Linked DNA regions of Homo sapiens: region 1 is linked to region 2. The links are chromatin loops, found by intact Hi-C in ENCODE. Cell type or tissue: gastrocnemius medialis. All regions are shown on one strand.

Evidence for each region. Peaks named below come from ENCODE experiments on the same cell type or tissue, not always from the same donor. Only the 100,000 strongest peaks of a DNase experiment are listed, where the experiment ranks them.
Region 1: it touches region 2 in a loop (10-fold over the local background); 4 of 110 quality-filtered maps call a loop at or near these places.

The regions. Positions count from the first base shown.
Region 1 is chr2:175,928,117-175,933,116 of GRCh38, reverse strand. It overlaps LNPK (lunapark, ER junction formation factor), which reads left to right. Exons shown (of 13, transcript NM_030650.3): 13 at 2,918-5,000. The coding sequence ends at 3,150. Among named protein-coding and RNA genes, the nearest start is that of LNPK, 72 kb to the left of the region's middle. In gastrocnemius medialis, no CTCF peak of the experiment used is centred here; no DNase peak of the experiment used is centred here; H3K27ac peaks cover 4,478 bases.
Region 2 is chr2:175,853,403-175,858,402 of GRCh38, reverse strand. No RefSeq gene overlaps it. Among named protein-coding and RNA genes, the nearest start is that of LNPK, 150 kb to the left of the region's middle. In gastrocnemius medialis, no CTCF peak of the experiment used is centred here; DNase peaks (open chromatin) are centred at 2,462 and 3,502; H3K4me3 peaks cover 1,277 bases; H3K27ac peaks cover 2,978 bases.

The sequences.
Region 1 (5,000 bases), 75 kb before region 2:
GTGGGGAAAGAAATTGCATGGATCATTTTTTGTTTTATGGCATTGTGGTATATTGTTTTCTTGACATTATAGATGCCAGAGTCGATTTTAAAATTTTTCTTACAGATGGAATTAGGTCATTCAGGTAATTGTTTCATGTCTTAGTCTTAAACTGGGCCATAAAGGGAAGAGTAGGGTTGTTTAATTAGTGTGAACACAAAGCCTGGTTTCTCTTATAGTATTTTATGCCCAAATATTAACATCTTGCGAAATATATTTTATTCCACCAAGCTGTTTTAAACTACAACTTCATGGAAGAAATTTGCTGTTTTTGTTAGAATGGGCAAATGATGTGCTTCCATAAAAATGAAAAAAGTATGTTTGTAACACATTAAATAATCTTATAAAGCTCTGTGATTATTAAATTTATATGTAATTCTCTGTTAATCATTTACACTTAATTATTTAGATCTTGTTTGATGACTTCTTACAAAATGGCATTGGCATCCAAACATCAATACCTATCTTATTTAGACTACCTGATGTCTACATTGTAGATGTCATGTCACATACCAATTTTTTGTAGTGTTACTGCCATTAAAAAATTGCTTTTCTGCAAATTAACCCAGGGGAAGAAACTTAATCATTAATAGGCTCTTTGATTATTTTCAATTTCCACCCATTTCACCAATTTTGTAGTCTTCCACATATTCTCTGAAATACAGTAGTGACTGGAAGACTTCGTGTATCTTGTTTTCTGATTATGATAGCACATGGTATTTCTATGAATTCTTGTATTGCAGACATTTAAAAATTTCAGTATTGTAGTTCTCCTCCTTGTATTAACCATTTCTTTGTGGCCCCAGAATTTGTACATTAAATCGGCTTTGACTAGTAAAGTCTATTTTTGAAAATAGTAACATCACAAAACTTTAATATGACAAGCCTTGAATTTTGATACCTCTCCTGTTTCAGTACAGTATTGAGGCAGTCTGTCAGACAGAATATGACAAACTATGTGGGCCTGTTTTCACTTAAACATGTTTATTGGTGAGTTACATCCTGGATTCTTAGCTTTTTGTTTTTTCATTTCTTGTGGCTTTATTGGTTTGTTTCAGAAGGCTTACTAAACTATAAGAAATTGTGAAGTTCTTGCCAAGTAAATACTGCTCTATGGCCAGAGAGTTGTGGAAAACCATGACGCTTAACATTCTGTCTTGGATACATTCTGTGAGGGTAGAATTACAAATGATTGGTGACTCCTGAAGTTTTCCACGGATAACTTGTTTGCCCTTGTAGCAGAAATGATTTGTACATGCCTGTAGTTTCATTTGCCCTTTCTGCTTTTCCTTTCTGCTCTGGAACATTGAAATAACAAAATTCAAGTGACTTACTGTTTTCTAACTTGGATTTTTATAAAATTCCATGTGTGTAGCAATGCCATTTTAAGTGCCATGTTAAGATACAGATAGGATTTTTAAAAATGAGATTTGGCACAAATTAATTTATGGACATTCCTTACTATTTTTTGTGAGCATAGGAAGTTTTCATATAGTAAAACTATAGAATTTGGGCCTTTATTCTACATATCAAAAGGTGGAAGGTGGTTATAACTAATTATATAAGCCAGAGTCCAAGGTATCTCTTTAAAGAAATAATTCTTTTTAAATATTTTTAAAGTCTTGGCATAGAGTATGTGAGCTATAGATAAACTTGTATGGTAAAACCATGGATTTCTAAGACTTCCATATTAACACATGTGCATATAACACATAATTTCTTTGCAAAACAATTTTATTTATTTAGCAAAACTGACCTTTATTATACAAGGAACTTAATTAGAACTTTTTACTAAGGCTGGCCTTCCCTCCAGAGTTTTTGAATCAGTAACATTTGTAGTATATCGTAAGAAATCATCTATGAGAGTGGAAAAATATGCTTTTTTTCTCAACTGATATGGTTTGGCCATATTTCTACTAGCAAAAATACTAATTGCTGTTTTTTACATAAACAAAGAAATACCTTAAAGCTAGATTTTTATCTTTAATGTAGAAATTGGGTGGCCCAAAGGTTGTCTGCTCCAGTCATTCCCTCCTCCATCCTGTTCTTTAAACCTTAAAGAATTAAAGGCAGTTTATTCAATACAATTGTTATATTATTTTTAAGGGATTTGAATTCAATAATACTTAGAGAGTTTAAAAGGAGTAAATTTTCATGTAGGGACTAGTACCCTTAACTTCTGCTATGGAGATGGGATTAAAAGACCCTTCTCTTTCTCTCCCTAACATGCTAGGTATGTAGTACATTCTGACCCAGAGGTTAAATACAGAGGACTTGTCTTGCAGAGGGATGAGGAGAGACTAGTCATGCCTTTGGAAAAGATAGAAACCTGACTTCCCAGTTTTTGGATAATAGAGATGTATATCAGTGTAGGAACGCACCATCCACCCACACCCACACACACCCACCCACCCACCCACAAAGTACACATTTACATATTACTCACAGGGTTGCCTGGACACAAGGGAAACAGTTTCTTCAGGAAATGTAATCTGGACATTAATACATTTGCATTGTTTGCTGGACTATTGTATTATAGCACATAATTCTGTTGGGACTATGATTTTTGGACTTCAACTTTCAGATGTGTCTTTAGTAACTTATTTTGTATGAAAATATGGGACATTAGAAAAAGTATATTTATGGGTTTTTTTCCTCTGAATTACTTTTTTTTTCTTCTATCATACTAACTGTAAAGAGAGTTATGTACTTATTGTAAAAGATTTTAAGGATAATGTTAGACAATTGTATGGTTTCTTTGTGTGTGTGTGTGTGTGTGTGTGTGTGTGTGTGTGTGTGTGTTTATCTTTTTTGCTTGCCTTATTTAGCAGTTTTAACGTTCAGGTATTCCTAAAGTTTTGAATCTTTATCTTTTCAGAATCTTTAGAACACGATGTTCTTGATGATAATACAGAGCAGACAGATGACAAAATACCAGCTACAGAACAGACAAACCAAGTGATTGAAAAAGCATCTGACTCAGAGGAACCAGAGGAGAAACAAGAGACTGAGAATGAGGAAGCCTCAGTGATTGAAACCAACTCCACAGTTCCTGGAGCTGATTCTATTCCTGATCCTGAACTAAGTGGAGAATCTTTGACGGCAGAGTAGTAAATGCTTCCACGTGCCTTCAACTGGATATTTATAGTCTTACTGATGTCAGTTATTGCTTTTTCGGTGGCACTTACTTTTTTTGCCCCTCTAAGGGTATGCTTGTGTATCATTTGAATTCAGATTGCCTAGCTATTTGAACATCTCAAAGTTATATATACTGGGTATTAAAATTAAAAGCAAGTTATATCAGTGAAGTAAGATCCTTTTGAATGTACAAAGACCCACACTATTGAGACAGCTTTTAGATACTTTTTTGTCCATTCTAAAAGTAAGCAAACATGATTGCCTTCTTGTTTTCTGTATGTATAACCCGTAAATATCCATTTTGACATAGGAAGAACTTTGGTTAAGAGTAAGTTCTCTAATTGTGTTTGTTTTAAGGAATGAAACTTGGTTAAGATTTTGACTACTTCATTATTAAAAATTGATAGAATTTTAGCTCCTGAGATATTTACAACTGGGAGAAATGTCTATTTAGGTGTTTACATTAAGCGGTATGAAAGTTGTTACCACATAGGCACTGGTACGAATTCTCAATAAGAATGCAGTGGAACAGTTAAGTAGAACTGTAACTACGTTGGCACTGGTACGAATTCTCAGTGAGAATGCAATGAAACAGTCAACTGCAGTGTTTCTTTTTGATGTCTTTTATTTTACAACTGGGCCAAAGGCACATTATGTATATAATTAGTTTATATTTACACACTAGCATATAGGAAATATTTCTGCACTTGACCCTATTTGAATTCTGAGCATTATTTATAAGTATAAAATGATGATATATAAGTGAATTTTGTGCTCTTGTTTGTATTTTATTAAGGAAAATGAAAATAATCTGGCATCAGTTTCATTTTGCTAAATATCTAGTCTTCTTCAAACAGTATCTTGGTGGGTGACTTGGCTACCTGAAAAATCTTAGGAGGAATAGCTCACAATACAATAAATCTGTAGATTCTGCTTAGAGCAAATTATGGTACTTTTATTCAGACTTGTTTCCTTTCTAGTTAACAGAAATAGTGACATTTAGAGGTTTTAATCAGAAGTTAGGTTTTTCTGATTCAGGAACATCGTAGGCCAGCCATTTGTAATTTTTAACTTTGAGAAACAAATTTTGTGAGAATAGGTAGTGGGTTGCTGGTAGTTAATTGGATTTAATATTTGTATTAAGGATTAACTGGAAAAAATGTGTCTCAGTGCTAATTCTTGGACCTTTAATACAGTGTGCTTATCTGTTACGGCCTCCTTTTATCTCTCTTCTCCAATATTAAAAAAAATGGAAATCAAATTATTATGCTGAAGGGAAAAATATACCTGTATAAGAATGGTGTGTTTGGCTAATGTTTCTAAGTTGCACACAGTTTATTAACAACTGAACAAAACATTTTTATCATTTAAAAATCTATTTTTATGATTTAATATCTCATATGTGACAGTTTTTTTTTTTTTTTTTTTTTGGAACTCAATCTGTTAACAGTCTGGGACATCCGGTATAGTAACCAGAGTTTTTGAGCCTGCCGTATTGGGCTTAAATTTCAGGTCTGTAGTCTTGGGCAAGTCACCTATAAACTCACTGAGATTATTTTTTCATCTGTAAAATGGGAAGAGTTATGTTTATTTTTGAAGGGTATTAGGATAATTAAAAATAATGTAATGTGCCTAGCACACTACCTGAAAACGATGGCATTTGTTCTTATTAATGTCTTTAAAATATGCAAGGACCATAAGTTTTTCCTCTTGCAGATGAGGAAAGTAAAAAATAATACGAACATGTAATTCAGCTTCTCAGATTCAAGCCAATGTTTTTTGCATCAACTTTTCTATATTGTATGTATGTATATAAATACATA
Region 2 (5,000 bases):
TACAAAACAGTGCCTTTCCCATGCAGTCTAGGAGCAAATAACTTCTTGAATCAAGCCTGTCTTACCGAAAACAAGGACTGAGCCTCCACCATTCCTTGTTTCTCTTGACTCTTGAAAAGATGCCTCCTGGTCCAAATATGTTCACAACCATGCTGCAGAATGAGAGAAGTGCATGCTGGGGCTGTGCTCTACTCACAGGAGTCATAACTCGGTCTCTCGTTTGGTAGTTGTGAACTGCCTGCCTCAGAAAGACCAGAGCTGCTGATTAAGATGCAGATTTTTCTAGGCCCCACACCAGACCTATCCAGAATAACTACCTCGTTAATTTCCTGATGTTATTATTGTGCATAAGGTTGGAGTTCTCTGTAGGGGTAGCCTCAGGTGTGATCGTAGGAAGTGGCTATTTGTGGCTCAGGTATCTTTGCTTGACTTTTGATGTAAGAAAACATGATATTCCCTCATGCAGGCTTCAATACTCTCAACTACTGACCCAGTCTTTAATTCTCAAACTGAGGGTCTGGGTGATATGTTCCCTTCTACATACAGCCTTTGGAGCCTACCTGGCCACTTTGCTTGAAATAACTGGATTGAGATGGGCTAGTAGTGTGTCCAGAGTTTGTTCCTTCTGGTGGGTTCGTGGTCTCGCTGACTTCAAGAATGAAGCCGTGGGACCTTTGCAGTGAGTGTTACAGCCCTTAAAGATGACATGGACCCAAAGAGTGAGAAGTAGCAAGGTTTCTCGTGAAGAGCGAAAGAACAGAACTTCCACAGCATGGAAGGGAACCCGAGCGGATTGCCTCTATTGGCTGGGGTGGCCAGCTTTTATTCCCTTATTGGCCCCTCCCATGTTCTGTTTCTGTCCTATCAGAGTGCCCTTTTTTCAATCCTCCCTGAGATTGGCTACTTTTAGGATCCTGCTGATTGGTGCATTTTACAATCCTCTTGCTAGCTACAGAGCACTGATTGGTGCATTTTACAATCCTCTTGTAAGACAGAAAAGTTCTCCAAGTCCCCACTCAACCTAGGAAGTCCAGCTGGCTTCACCTCTCAGTAGCAAACAAGCAAAATTATTAGAAATCTTACATTTCTATGTAACTATTTGTTTTCAAAGTGCTTTCAAAACTAAAGACACAAACACCCTATTCACTGGCTCCTCCCTACAAATCTTCAAGACAAGTAGAAGTATGAATAACTCCCATTTACAAAAGTGTAAACTGAGGCTCAGATAGATGAACTGATTTGTTCAGGCTTCTGAATGCAGAAAGTGGTGGAGCCAGCTTTTGAATCCAAGGTTTCTTACCAGCCCATCCTCCATTTTTCCTCTTCCACTTCCACTGAACTCTTTCTACCCCTTTTTTCTCCCTTCCTTCCTTAAATTTTTACTTGCTCTTTCCATTAATCAGTGTCAACTAAATGGCCTCTTTTGGCTGTTCTGTCCTAGCCTTTGCAGAAATAGGTACATTTGCCACCATGAAACACAAATAATTTACCACTTTACTAACCTAAATGCTGGCAAGCCCTTACCAGCTGGGTGTATTCACTTGTCAGTGTCTTTACAGAGAAATGTGGTGGAAACTCTGAAAAATGTTTTGCTTAATTAGGCTGTTTTATGAACATTTCTTTCACTCTATGAATTTTCCTAACTCTTGATTTTGTAAAGCTAAAAATAACTTCACCGATAATCATGCCATATGGATGTGGGGTGCACTTTTTCTTTTCTTTTTTCCCCTCAAAGGACACATGTAACCACCCACAAAAAGAGGGCTGAGATCTCTGCTGTTTGACAGAATGGTAAGGGAAGATGCTTGTATAATTTGAACCCTAAACATATTTAACTGAAATAATGCGAGACTGGCTGTTCTGTTTATCCAGCAGAAAGAGAGTGCTTTTTCATTTCTTTAGTTAATTTGATTCATGTAAATTGCTTATTCTCCAAAATCCATCCAGCATTAAATGTGAAATAATTGTCTAAACTACAGAATGATCCAGATAACTATTTAACAAGCTCTTTCCTTCTAGAGCTTACACATATGCAGGAGGAAAAAAGTTTTTCCCTTATATTATTCGTATAACTTTAAAAAGTCTTTGCAGTGCTTTATCATCCACCCATATTTGGTCACCCACAGAGCTTTGGGCATAGAGACTTAGCTACACAGAGCACAGAGGTAGTAGATTTGTTCTGCTTTCAAAGAGGTTCACAGCAGTATTATATTTTTGTGTGTGTTCATTCTTCAAACCTACTGTTTTCTCCTTCCCCAGTAGTGGGCAAGAGGGCATTTCTTAGCTTCCCTTCTTTAAGTGTCTGATCAGGAAGTCCTTAAGGTGAACGATGTACTCCCACCAGCCTGCCAGTAAATGTGAACAGTCTTCGTCTGCCAGCTGCCTGCTGAAGTGATTTAGCTGCTGTGTGCCTGGACCCAGAGCTCAGAACAGGAGCTGGGCAACAACTGAGTCTAAAAATAAGCTGGCAGCCACATTCCAAGTGCTAGGCTATGGCTGAGTCACCCCTTGCAGCATTTCAGCAGGAGCACGGCTGGGCATGTGTGGCTGCATTTTGTACCTGCCAACCTCTATGGGGAGTTCTTTTCTCCATGCCATGCTTCTCATACAAGTCATGGTGCACAGGAAAAACAATGTTGGAATACCGGGGTTGATTTGGTGAAGTTCTAACCTGAGATAATGTATTAGTCCTTATGCAGGAGGGGAAGGAAGGTCAGCCTTTTCTTATATTATCTTAATAGACATAGTCCATGAAAGCTTCCAGGGCTAATTGTGGTGAAAATGTGCCAGGTAGACCCCTTTCATGCCAACCATAATTAATAGTGTTATAGTCTTCAAGGCCATAATGCTCATCAGTTATTAATTAGCAATTCATTTTGTTGAATAAATAATACTTATGATTGATGATAGAACTTGTAATTGGGCACTAGAAATGGCTCCCCTGGGACTGGCTTACCAGCAAGTATTAACCGCGACATGGTAACGACAAACACAGAGGATCGTGCAGGAAAATCCAAGTTAAACAATTGTAACACAGCCAAGGTATTCCTTCTCAACAGGAGAAAAATCTGTCCTGATGTGTATTCTGGGCTAGAGTGTGTTAATGGTTTCTGGCCACACAGTGTTTGGGTTTTCCATTTCCTCTTAAGTTTGTAATCAGCCACCCTATTTTTTTTTTTTTCCAAAAAGCAAATTGTTCTTTGCAAGACAATTCTATTGACTTCAAATTACTCTTGCTATAGGTCCTTTCGAAGTATCGTCATGACATGTACACACAGACTTGAGGGAAAAAAGTGCTTTTCTGAAAAAGTAATGATTGAAATTTTTATTTTAAATGATTCCTTAGATTGAATTCACTTTAGATTAACAGATTTTCCTGCCCAATTGATTTTCTGGCATCCATGCAGTGATCCAGCAGAGATAAAATGGGGGTTCATTTAGTCCATGGCTCCAAGGAAAAGTGAGAGCCTGGCAAAGAGAGCCAGCAAAGCTTCTTTCTCGCCTGCTCGGTTGGAGCAGGACAACTGGAGCCGGTCAGCTGCTGACCAGATGCTGCCTTCAATTAATATTCCAACCCTCAAAGACATTTATCGCTTACTCTCGAAAGCAGAGCAGCTGAGTAATAAAGGGAACCACTAAAGCTGTTTTTTTTTCAAGAGCATTTATAATGGCTAAATTGCTTGAAATAAATTAGCACGAAAAATAAACATAGTTTGTACAGTATCTGTAAAACAAATTTCCAATCTTGGGAAAATAGAGCGACAAAGTGGGAGCTTGCATTTAACAAGCACATGCAATATGCTTCATTAAGATGGCTTTTTTTAAAAAAAAAAAAAATTTTAAAAGGGTTAATAAACTCCAAGATATCATTGCCAGTTAAACAGGTCCTGCACCATTTTAAGGGAAGTAAGAGGCTACAAAGGAGACAGTTAAAAAGAAACCAAGAGACTGTGTTGTAATGCTAACAGGCAATTAACAAACTCATGGGTGTTAATTATCTTCATACTGTATCATGTTCAATTAGCTTAGTCTCTGCAACAAAGGCAACGATGAACAATTGCTTTGATAGGCGTACAGTACTTCATTTGTAGTTAATCGGTTTAAGCCCTGCAGTTGCTAGGTTACCTTGGTCTCCAGAGGTAAAAAGCTGTACAGATGCACTATGTTTAAATGACTACAGAGAACTGTTTAAACTCAAACCATGTATAACTCTTTATTGATTTTTCACAGAAGATCTCAGCTCTGATGATAAGGTTTTGATATATTTTCCTGCTACAGCCAGTTCCTTAGAGTATTGCAGAAAAAAATCTGTCAATATGCTTCTATTATGATCTCTTGATCTGTGCCTATAAAAACCTTTAGCCGCAAACCTTATTATAAATAATGGAAGAAGCAATATCTGATTTTTTTTTTTCACACTGTACTACATGAAGATTTTTTTTCTTCATTGCCTTTGGATCCAAATTACAGGGCTTCTTTCTGTACCGGTGCTTTAAAATAATAAAGAAGAATTTCTAGCTCTAATTAATTTGATTGACTCTCAGCAGGACGGGATCAGCTGTAGCATCATGAACTTTAACAATAACTACCAATTGATGGGCAGTTCACATCAATAAGACCATCACTAGCCTCTCTCTCACCTGTCACCAGGCGGGGAGTGAGCAATAACCAGACCCCCACAGATGCTCCCCGCTTAGCGCTTTCTGCCCTATTAGCAATTTATAATGGTGATCAAGAAACAGTCAGCGGCAAATCAAGACAACTGTCTGGCTGCCTGTTTAATTGGCCTTGTTTGCTTTTTGATAAATGGCTCGTGACTACTGTAGGCCCCTGTATTTTGACTTTTAATAGGCCACAGTGATTAGACTACCAACAGATACTAGGTCAAAACTGAGGAAAGGTGCAAAAAATGTTAATTAATATCAATAATAGGCAATTATTAGTTAGACAGAAGGACCTACTAGCTGCGTGCTCTAATGGCTCAGAGCTAACTGGAAGAG